Linked DNA regions of Homo sapiens: all the other regions are linked to region 1. The links are chromatin contacts, found by Hi-C in ENCODE. All regions are on one chromosome and are shown on one strand. Each heading gives the region's core, a stretch centred on a gene start or an enhancer-like site at or near the end of the contact. The rest is flanking DNA. Distances are from core to core; before and after follow the strand shown.

Region 1 (2,776 bases), core at 245-2,744:
TCAGGACAAGTTTCCTCTGGAAAAAAACAAAAAACAAAACAACAACAAAAAACACAGTTACCAGCTTCAAGGATGGGGATGTGAAAATGTTGTAATGGAAAAGCTGCATATAGAGAGAGAGTCTGTGAGACGGTAAGTTTTAAGTCATAGATAATCATGAGTCTTAGAGGTGGGAAGAACATCTAGAGAGAGCTTATTCAGAAAGACATTCTGGGCTATTTCAACAGTAAAGATGATGCTATCTCCATTTTTGGGGGGAGAGTCATGGCCTTTGGTAGTTTTGAGTGTATTTACCACTAGGTAGTAATATCTTGTTTTCAAACTGATTATTGCTGACTGAATCATGTCCCCTTAAAGATATGCTCAAGTCCTAATCCCCGGTACCTATGAATGTGAGTTTATTTGGACATACATCCTTTGTAGATCTAAAAAAGTTAAGATGAGGTTTTACTGGAACACTAGTTCAATGACTGGTACCTTTATAAGAAGAGAAAAATTTGAACACTGATACAGACACACAGGGAGAGTGCCGTGTGACAAATGAGACAGAAATTGGAGTGATATATCTACAAGCCAAGGAACACCAAGAATTGCAGGCAGCCTGCGGAAGCTGGAAAAGGCAAGGAAGGATTCTCCCTTGGCGCCTTCAGAGGGAGCCTGGCCCAGCCAACACCTTGATTTTGGATTTCTAGCCTCCAGAATTGTGAGAAAATACACTTCTGTTGTTTACTGCCACCCACTTTATGGTCATTTGTTACAGCAGCCCTAGAAAACCAATACACTGACCAAATGACCACATCTCTTTGTCCCCTCTCTTATTTTATTTATTAATTCACTTATGTTTTATAGAGATGGGGTCTCACTATGTTGCCAAAGCTGGTCTCAAACTCCTGGGCTCAAGAAATCCTCCCACCTTAGCCTCCCAAAGTGCTGGAATTACAGGCATGAGCCACTGTGCCCAGCCCCCTCTCTTATTGTAATCAGTAGATTAATCCTGGTTCTCAATAGCCTTGAGGTTTCTGATGGAAATTTTAATATAATTATTAACATATTCTTTGTTTTTGAGACGGAGTCTTGCACTGCTGCCCAGGCTGGAGTGCAGCGGCACGATCTCGGCTCACTGCAAGGTCTGCCTGTTGGGTTCACGCCATTCTCCTGCCTCAGCCTCCCCAGTAGCTGGGACTACAGGTGCCCGCCACCATGCCTGGCTGATTTTTTATATTTTTAGTAGAGACGGTGTTTCACTGTGTTAGCCAGGATGGTCTCTATCTCCTGACCTCGTGATCCACCTGCCCTGGCCTCCCAAAGTGCTGGGATTACAGACGTGAGCCACCACGCCCTGCCAACATATTCTATTTTTACATTAAAATAATATATATTTGGATTGGGGAAACCTTCTGATGACTGAGTTGGTAAGCTCCTAGGAAAGACAGAAACTCACTCTGTAGGCCCCATCCTGCACAGCTAGTAGATGCTGCAGGGAGAACTGGGCATCCCCCAATGATGTGATGCTTCAGTTTCAACATCTGTAAACGCTGCTGATATTTCCTTCCTGCTACTTCAGAATAAAAATACGTCTTTAAAGTATTTTGAGCTCTATGGAGCCTGCTGTAGAAATTTAGAGGTAGCATGATAATCATCCTTCATCTTCGTTTTTTTTTTTTTTTTGAGTCTTGCTCTGTCGCCCAGGAGGCTGCTTTTTTTTTTTTTTTTTTTTTTTGACTGACCTTCCCTTCTTCTGAACTTGTTATTCACATCTTGTCCTCAAGACATTTTCTCCTTGGTACCGAGCAATAATTTTTGTTCTGATGTCATTGGTGATTCCGCACCTATGGAAAGCTGTTATTTTCCATTCTATCAGGAACTCAGGTATTTATTTCAATCTGTTCGTAGCAGAGAAGAATATTTCTGTTGAATGTATTCCTGTTCTTGTCAGGTTGTAAAGATGAGTAGAATGGGATGCCTCCCTAGCGCTGTGAGTTGTTGTTGTTGTTTGTAATATGTGAAATTGATGTAAACCCTCCTGACTTCAAGTTTTCGAAACCTCCCACTACTGCAATGAGTCAGATAGAACCAGGAACTGACACTAAGCTGATGACCCGAAAAGGGATCCATTGCTGAATTACACCATCATTAGTGAGAAGCTCCTGATCTCCTACTTTCTAACTCCAAGAAAGGTTCTATTTGTCGGTTGAAAGAGAAACTCAGCCACAGGTGGTGGGGTACGTCTATAATTCCAGCACTTTCGGAGGCTGAGGCAGAAGGATCACTTGAGGCCCGGAGTTCAAGAGCAGCCTGGGCAACAGAGTGAGACCCTGTCTTTACAAAAATAGATAGGGATATTTTTGTATGCTTCCTTTCTGGCTCCAGTATAACCTTCTTCTAGAGCTTCTTTGTCCTCAAACCTTAAGGAAAATATGAATAGCTATTCGGTTTTGTTTTTCAGTGTGTACAACCTTTGGGCTCTTATTCTGTCTGCAAAATTTAGACGTTTTTGTTGCTCATTGCTCACCTTCTTAATTTTTTTTTGTTTTTGTTTTTGTTTTGTGAGATGGAGTCTTGCTCTGTCGCCCAGGCTGGAGTGCAATGGCGCAATCTTGGCTCACTGCAACCTCTGCCTCCTGGGCTCAAGTGATTCTCCTGCCTCGGCCTCTCAAGCAGCTGGGATTACAAGGTGCCTCCCACTCAGCTAATTTTTGTGTTTTTGGTAGAGATAGGGTTTCACCATGTTGGCCAGGCTGGTCTCGAACTCCTGTGATCCACCCACCTTGGCCTC
Region 2 (2,782 bases), core at 282-2,781, 5.0 Mb after region 1:
CCAGTGACCAGTTTTGACATCTTCATCTTCTAGGACAACTCTCAGGACAAGAATCTCCTTTTCCTTTACAAAATGTTTATGAGCTCTCGGACTCTCCCTCTCCTGCAGGACAATCCACCCCCAGCCCAGGCTACAGACACAGCTTTCCTACCGGTGCAGCTCCAGTCACTCAGCAGGCAGGGAGAAGCATTCCTGTTGGTGTCTACAGCTCTCACAGAACCCCCAAAGACACTGCACAGAGGGAAGGTAATCTCTCAGCAGCTGGGCCTTGGAACACAGCTGCGAGGGCAGTGATCTCTTTATCTAGGAGGCCTGCAGGCTGGTAGCCCCAACACACCGGTCTAAGACTATATCACACTGGGACATGACAGGTGATGCAAGAAGGTCCCAACAAGCTCTGTAAGAACTGCTATAGGCACGAGAGGCACCAGGTTGCCCATGTGCCACCCACTCATCAGAGGTCACATCCTAACCTCAGCTCACACTTCAGGACTTCCCCCTTCCTGATCTGACTGAGTCATATCTACCAACCTACAGGGTCTGTTGTAGAAATTAATCAGACAGGCTCATCAATCACATGGTAAGCCTTCCGCCTTCTCCCTTCTACCCCCACATCGCGCTGCAAGCTCCACCACACATTCGAGAATGCCATCATCTGCCAAAACAAAACTGGAGGGACTCTAAGCTGCCAGGCGGGTCTGTCACATGACAAGTATACCCGAGCTCTGTGGCACCTCTCAGGTCAAACAGCCAAAGCTATCTACCTGACTCCTACTGCAGGGGAGGGTTCTGGAGGGCAGGATAAATTCTAGTAAGACTACTCCCACCACCAGCCACAGCACAATGGCGGGGGAGCCGCTGCATGTGTAACAACAGCCATCTGTCTATTCACAGATCAAAATAGCACCAGATTCTTGCCTCTTAAGGCAGAGAAAGAGATTTCTGCAAAGAAGGGCTTCACCGCCAGGCGCAGTGGCTCACGCCTATAATCCCTGCACTTGGGCAGGCTGACGCAGGTGAAATGCTTGAGCCCAAGAGTTCAAGACCAGCTGGGCAACATGGAGAAATCCCCATCTCTATAAAAAATTTAAAAAATAGCCAGGTATGGTGGCATACACCTGTGGTCCCAGCTACACAGGAGGCTGAGTAGGGAGCCAGGAAGGTCAAGGCTGCAGTGAGCTATGATAGCAACACTTCACTACAGCTTAAGTGACAGAGAAAGATCCTGTCTCACAAAAAAAATAAAAAAAAAGAAGAAGAAGAAAGAAGGAAGAAGACGAAGAAAGGCTTCATGAAGTCCTAATTCAAAGCTAAGTCCAGGCATTTGGCTTTAAATTACTTAGAACTGGCCACGGAATTAATCTAAGAAGTTTGGAGGAACAGCTGCTCAACGGGTCTTGAGCTCCTTCTTTATTTTTTGGCATGCCATGGGGGTGGGGGAACAGGAGAAGAAAGGGGCACCTCATTTGCAAACACTTGCCCCACTTCCTTCTAAGCACTCTGGATATGACAATCAGGCCTCCTGACTTAGGGCAAAGACCTGGGTGGAGGGGTGTTAAAGAGGAAATGACACAGCCAACCAGAGTCACCCGGCTTTAAAGCAAACACCTTGGGATGCCAAGGTGAACTCTTCTCGGCTTTTCGTTACAGATCTAAGCGAGAGTCAAAAGACTCTGGAAGAGTTAACCCAACTTCCAAAAATGAGTAATCATCTTCCTCGTTAGAAATGGCCCAGGCTCCAGAAACAAAGATTCATTCTATTGTTTGTCCGCAGCACACCCCAAAATGCTTGAAAGACTGCCAAGTACACCAGCTGCGGCTATAGCTGTCACTGTCCCCCTAGTGGAGCCATCTGAACCAGGCTTGGTTGTACTTCCCTTGCTCTCAGGAAGCTCATTCACTAAGTCAGCAGCAAAACTCTAAAGCCAGGCCTCTGAGCACTCCTCCATGCACCTCCCAAACCAAATGTGGACTGGCCTTCACCTCGCTGTGGAAAGGGGTTCTTCCCCAGTGTCATCTGGATGGAGTTCAAAAATGTGCAGGAGAAGGAAAAGTTACACATCAAAAAACCAACACGGCCGGGCACAGTGGCTCACGCCTGTAATCCCAGCACTTTGGGAGGCCAAGGCAGGCAGATCACCTGAGGTAAGGAGTTCGAGACCAGCCTGGCCAATATGGTGAAACCCTGTCTCTACTAAAAATACAAAAATTAGCAGGGTGTGGTGGCGGGCGCCTGTAATCCCAGCTACTTGGGAGGCTGAGGCAGGAGAATTGCTTGAACCTGGGAGGTGGAGGTTGCAGTGAGCCGAGATCGCGCCATTGCACTCCAGCCTGGGTGACAAAAGAGAGACTTCATCTAAAAAAAAAAAAAAAAACAAACAAACCACCAACACTGGCCACCTCGATCAGGAGCAGACCCAAGGGAGGTGGCATAGATATGTTCTCAGACTTAAAAATAATAATAATACCAGCCTAGGCAATATAGTGAGACCTCGTCTTGACAAAAAATAAATTAGCCAGGCATGGTGGCATGTGCCTGCAGCCCCAGATACTCAGGAGGCGGAAGCAAGAGAATCACTTAGGCAAGCCAAGGCTGCAGTCAGCCATGATCACACCACTGCCTCCAGCCTGGGCAATAAAGTGAGGTCCTAGCTTCGAAAATAATTTTTTTTTAAGTCATAAAATGTAAAAACAAAAAAAGAAACCCTATCCGACTGAATAACTGGATGGGATCAGAATTGATGAAATTTAACAAGTACTGGTCAGAGGTTGACATTGAAGC
Region 3 (2,700 bases), core at 76-2,575, 6.0 Mb before region 1:
CCAGGGTGAAGAAAGACGTGTGTGTGTGTGTGTGTGTGTGTGTGTGTGTGTGTGTGTTGTGGGGTCAGGGTGAACTAGGTGCGTGTGTGTGTATGAATCCGTGTGTGTGGTGGGTTTCATGAACTAGAATCTGTGTGTTTGTGTGTGGGTGTGTTGGGTCGGGGTGAACTTGAATCCGTGTGTGTGTGTGTTGTGGGGTCAGGGTAAACTGGAATGCGTGTGTGTGTGTGTTGTGGGGTCAGGGTGAACTGGAATGCCTGTGTATGTCTTTTGTGGGGTCAGGGTGAACTGGAATGCCTGTGTATGTCTTTTGTGGGGTCAGGGTGAACGGGAATCCGTGTGTGTGTGTGTTTGGTCAGGGTGAACTGGATAACTGGAATCCGTGTGTGTGTGTGTGTGTTTTGTGGGGTCAGGGTGAACTGGAATCCGTGTGTCCGTGTGTGTGTGTGTGTGTGTGTGTGTGTGTGCGTATGCTGTGGGGTTGGGGTGAACTAGAATCCGTGGAAGTGCTCAGTCTCTCCCGTGTTTGACTGACTCCCGGCCGCATACCCAGTCCCTGACACACGGGGGCGCACAACAAATATTTCCCGAAAGATCCAGGAGCAGCATCTCCACCAGCAAGCTGGGCTGCTGGGTGGGTACTTCCTTCAAAGCTGAGGGAGCGTCCTACGCCCACGCGCGCAGGAGGGCGCCCCCCGCAAAGCAACGTCTAGGAGACCACAGTGGATGCCACAGCGGGCCCGAAGCGGATCAGCCTTGTGGGGTACGCATGCTAATGTAGGCGTGGAGTCCCCCAGGGGGACGCCAGCAGTTCCAGCTGGGATCCAGGTTTCGCTAGGGGAGAGCCTCTGGCTATGGGAAAGGGGTCTCCGAGTTGATGTGAAGGCCCAGGTCGAGGTGTACACTGGGGGCGGGGAAGTGGAGGTGACCACACGAGCGCCCCATCACTGAGCGCCGCCGCGAAATCTGCGCTCTTTGGGTCACTTGGAGCGCGGCCAGTTTGGCAGATTTGTTTTTTTCCCGGAACAACCCGCGGCGGCTCGGCTGTCCCGGGAAACTGCAAACTTTGCTGTGCGCGTTCTCCCGCGCGCGGGCTCAACTTTGTAGAGCGAGGGGCCAACTTGGCAGAGCGCGCGGCCAGCTTTGCAGAGAGCGCCCTCCAGGGACTATGCGTGCGGGGACACGGGTCGCTTTGGGCTCTTCCACCCCTGCGGAGCGCACTACCCCGAGCCAGGGGCGGTGCAAGCCCCGCCCGGCCCTACCCAGGGCGGCTCCTCCCTCCGCAGCGCCGAGACTTTTAGTTTCGCTTTCGCTAAAGGGGCCCCAGACCCTTGCTGCGGAGCGACGGAGAGAGACTGTGCCAGTCCCAGCCGCCCTACCGCCGTGGGAACGGTAACTGCAGCCCCCACCTCGGCCGGCGCCTCTCCAGCCCGCCGGCCGTGCGCGCCTTGCCTCCCTCCTTCCTGCCGGCTTCCTAGTTCCCCCCTGCGCCCCCAGCGTGGTCTAGGGGAGCCTGGTTGAGTGGGACTGAGTGGCCCCGACGGCCTGCGCTGAAACTTTGGGAAGAGGGCCCGTTCCGCTCTCTCCATCGCTTGCCTTGCTCAGCTTGTCCTCCCTTCCCTCCTAGCCGGGGGGCTAGGGGACACCTCGTACTATTCGAGATTTAGGAGAGGAGGGCTCGTGATCTGGCACAGCGGCTAACAGCGAGGGCTCCTTTGCCTGCGTTCCGGTCCCCACCCCTTGCCTGCCGGCGGTGGGACCTCAACCCTCTCTCTGTTAAATGGGAACCACGGTGATCCCCGCAGACTGTTGGCGGGGATGGACAGAGTTGATTATGGTACGCGTTTCGCGGCAGTGGCTCTGTCAAGTCTGAGTACACTGGAGCTGAGCGTCCTTGCTGCAGGGCTCTTAGAGGGACCTTGAGGAGGTGGAAACCAGGCAGGAGACATTTAGACGTGTGGAGTGTTAGGCTCCAGGTGACAGCTTTGCGGTTTATGGAGCAGTAAAATTACTTGTGGGTGATTGTGGGTGTATCATTTCCAGATCTTTATTCTTGAACTTCTGGGCTCCTGGGCTAGTTGACGTGGCCCTCCCTGTTGTCTCAACTTACAGGCTATTTCCTCCTTTTGGGTCTCGCCGGCCTGACCTTCACCCTTGGTACCGCCATTGCCTAGATTCACAGTCCACCTTCTGCCACCTGTAAACTGTGTGGCTTTGGACAGGTTACTTAACGTCTCTGAAGAAGCTAAAGTTTCTGCAATAGCAAAGTAAAGGCCCTGGTCTAGCAGTGCCATGAGCCTTGGGTGACGCAGCGGAGCGCTTGAGTGCCCAGCAGAGCCTCCCTTTCCCCCTCCCAGCTGCTAGAGGCAAGAGGGGGAGGTTTTCAGGTCTTCTCTGTGTGCCCTTTAGGAAGATTTTTATTTGGGCAAGAAGTGAGTCACAAATTGTATGATGTCACTTTTCAGGGGAAGCAGCTGCAGTCCATTTCCCCCTTCATGAAAGTAAAAAGTTCAGACAATAGCTGGGCAGTGACTTCTTACCCAGCTGTGTACCAGTTGCCCCAACATGTGGGCTCCTGTTCAACATGTTTAGAAATAATCACTACAGGAACTTTTTTTCAGTCTCTACAAAATCTTTTTAAAATATGGATGTGGTTTTTAAATATCGGCAAAGGTTGACAGTTGCATATTATCTTAGTCT
Region 4 (2,700 bases), core at 90-2,589, 5.4 Mb after region 1:
CACACAAAACCGAAGTAAAATGCTCATCCTCTGGCTCCCCTACAGTAGTAAAAATTAATTGCCACATAAAATTGCTGATTCCTACCAAATGAAGCTGTACGATTTATCAGCTCATGGATGGCGCAAACTCAATGGTGGTTTAACTACATCACCTGAGTTATTGCTGTGTTTTCTCTCAGTGACAGCTTTACGGGGAATGTAAGTTTTGCGAATTCATTCATGTAGGACAAACTTCCAAAGTAAACAAAAGCATTAAGCAGACACAGCTCTCCCGTGGCTATGTCACAGCGATTCTCAAAGCCACAGGGTGTCTGGGCAAGAAGGGTGGACACCCCGTGTAGGGACCCCTGCAGCAACTCCATCAGGCACGGTTTTCCCCCACCCCCAGGCTGCAGTGCCACCTTCCAGGGGTGCTCTCTGCTGAAGCCCTCAACCCCCCGCACCCCAACTTTAGAGGCCATCGTAATTTAATTATCCAACTCCAATTCCACATAGGAATCCAGTTATTTAAAATGCATTAAAAAAATAAATCACTGCCAGTAGGTTTTGTATTTTTGGCCAGGACAAAGAATTTATAAACAGCTTATATATATGGTGTGGAAGACAGTTAGATGGTGAATACCTCAGGGAACACCATAGTCTCCTCGGTTTTCACCAGAGTTTGCCTGGGAGCCGGGACATCCCTATCATTTTATGGGCTATTTCTGTTTTCTTCATCATTTGTCCCCTGTCCATTAGACAACAATGGATTGATCTTTTTCTAATCTGAATTAGGCCAGGCACAAACAGGTAAGTTACCTTCCGGTTTCCATAATTACGGGAACAGGCAAGTACTTCTTCCAAACTCAGGCCTTCAGAGAAAAATAACTGTGGTGGGAGGGGTGCAATCCCTGGGGAAACAGCGTTCTTGGTGAGGACAATGCTGAGGTCACCCATCGGTCTCCGAAGAATAGCAGTTCTACTTCTCAAGGGAAGAGAGCCCCAACTCTAAGAATTTCAGGTACATGAAAAAAAAGTGCCACAATCCATTGTCCAAGTTTGCCTTATGTTCTATTTATAGTCAGAGTGCGTGCTCTGAATCTGTTTTAGAATCATGTTCTTCAGGACAACTTGAAATAAAAATCAGAGAAGTTTAGTTTCAAAAAAGGCAGAGAGGTGACTATCCACCCAGGAGACTTCACCCATTCCCGCCACGCCAGTGTCCCCAGTCAGCCTTGACCCTGCTTCCCTGACTGTGTAGTGAGATGTGGGGATTCAGCCCAAGGCTTGTGGTTAAAGACAGAGGAAGAAAAGACAAAGAATGAAACCTTTCTGGTTTGGTGACTTAGCTCAGAGCTGGTCTGGCTCTTCTCTACTTTCTTGCCAAGTTTTGCATATTTGGGATTTCAGTTTCACAAGCTTCCCCACCTCACTGGTTTTACTGCTTAACGAGCAGAGAATATGCTCTAATGATTATCTGAAACACACCCACAGGTAACCACAACTGTTTCACACAGAACAGGAAATGCCCAGCAAAGAAACTCTCACTTGATGATGAAATGTTTGCCACTAGAAAATACATCGTACTGTCCCCATTCCATGGGCTCCCCAAACCACTCTGCACAAAAACTGTGGTTGCGGAGGGGCTGCTTGACAGACTGTTCTTTGACTGGGCTCTTCAGGTTCCAGTCTTTCCAGGGAGGTCCAGCCATCATCAGATCCAAATGGAAGTCTTGCAACTGGGGCACTCTGCTTGAACTCAAATGCCCCCAACAAGAGCCTTGTTCTCTTTGTGATGATTTCCTGTGCTGCACACATGAATCTGTGCTTTTCTCAATGTGCACTTTTTAAAAAATTGAAAACAACCCAAGGATGAGTCAACATTTTAATGCAGCTCATACCTGACTGTCAACTTCAGCAAAATAAAGGGAAGGAAGAGCAAAGCCCGCAGGGGCTTTGGGGAAGGCGAGGTGGCGAAGGGAAGAGGCAGGATCCGGCTAACAAATGCCAGTATCAGGGAAATACCAAGTCCACATCCTGCGCAGTCAGCTCCCCAGGATTTGTTTTTGTGGGTCTCTGAGCTGAGAGCTAAGGGGGCCGGAGGGAGAAAGTGGGAGGTAAAGTTAGAGGAGGGACTCACTGTAGGAGCACACTGCCAGCTCTTGTGGCCAGCCCCAGTGGAAAAGAAATCCCACTAAATTTACATCCATTCGTGCTCCATATGAAGAAGCTGAGGGTCACTGTCCTCTTCTAGCTATTTCATTCAGCTGGCTTTCCAGTCTATCAGAAAAATGCCATCATCGGCTGGGTGTGGTGACTCTCACCTATAATCCCAACACTTTGGGAGGCTGAGGTGGGCGGATAGCTTGAGCCTAGGATAGCTTGAGACCAGCCTGGGCAACATGGCGAAACCCTGTCCTAAGAAAAATACAAAAATTAGCCTGGCTTGGTGGCATGCGCCTGTAATCCCAGCTACCCAGGTGGCTGAGGTGGGAGGATCGCTTGAGCCCAGAAGGCAGAGGTTACAGTGAGCCCTGATTGTGCCATGGCACTCTAGCCAAAAAAAAAAAGCCGTCATCTTCTTGATGGTGAACTCCCTCTAATGCTCAGGCTGATGTCCTAACACCCAGGACAACGTCTGAGTGACCAGTGGCTCTTGGCTGAGGGATGTGAGCTATGAGCCCCTACATCACAGCTTCTGTTAACATGGCGATGGCTAGG

What was found. Hi-C counts contacts between places; a loop is a spot of excess contacts on that map. Pooled maps may share reads with other maps.
Region 2: a map with no recorded cell type shows a loop between it and region 1 (10-fold over the local background). The contact joins two enhancer-like sites. A Hi-C loop is called at or near these places in 3 of 37 single-sample maps with no recorded cell type and 3 of 50 pooled maps.
Region 3: a loop to region 1 is called in a pooled map, with 22 times the contacts of the local background. The contact joins the promoter of CASP7 here to the enhancer-like site in region 1. A Hi-C loop is called at or near these places in 2 of 37 single-sample maps with no recorded cell type and 4 of 50 pooled maps.
Region 4: a loop to region 1 is called in a pooled map, with 22 times the contacts of the local background. The contact joins two enhancer-like sites. A Hi-C loop is called at or near these places in 5 of 37 single-sample maps with no recorded cell type and 3 of 50 pooled maps.

Annotation. Positions count from the first base shown.
Region 1 is chr10:119,702,602-119,705,377 of GRCh38, forward strand. No RefSeq gene overlaps it. Among named protein-coding and RNA genes, the nearest start is that of INPP5F, 22 kb to the right of the region's middle. RefSeq lists enhancers at 1,337-1,386, 1,397-1,446, 2,077-2,356. Within about 2 kb of position 1,495, at least 6 of the 41 ENCODE cell types and tissues checked have a DNase peak (open chromatin) inside an H3K27ac peak, as active enhancers do.
Region 2 is chr10:124,717,805-124,720,586 of GRCh38, forward strand. The region is part of intron 1 of FAM53B (family with sequence similarity 53 member B); the gene reads right to left. Among named protein-coding and RNA genes, the nearest start is that of FAM53B-AS1, 15 kb to the left of the region's middle. Within about 2 kb of position 1,532, at least 33 of the 41 ENCODE cell types and tissues checked have a DNase peak (open chromatin) inside an H3K27ac peak, as active enhancers do.
Region 3 is chr10:113,678,587-113,681,286 of GRCh38, forward strand. CASP7 (caspase 7) reads left to right here and starts at 1,326. Exons shown (of 7, transcript NM_001227.5): 1 at 1,326-1,392. RefSeq lists an enhancer at 1,912-2,201.
Region 4 is chr10:125,063,537-125,066,236 of GRCh38, forward strand. The region is part of intron 2 of CTBP2 (C-terminal binding protein 2); the gene reads right to left. Among named protein-coding and RNA genes, the nearest start is that of MIR4296, 32 kb to the left of the region's middle. RefSeq lists an enhancer at 1-44. Within about 2 kb of position 1,340, at least 15 of the 41 ENCODE cell types and tissues checked have a DNase peak (open chromatin) inside an H3K27ac peak, as active enhancers do.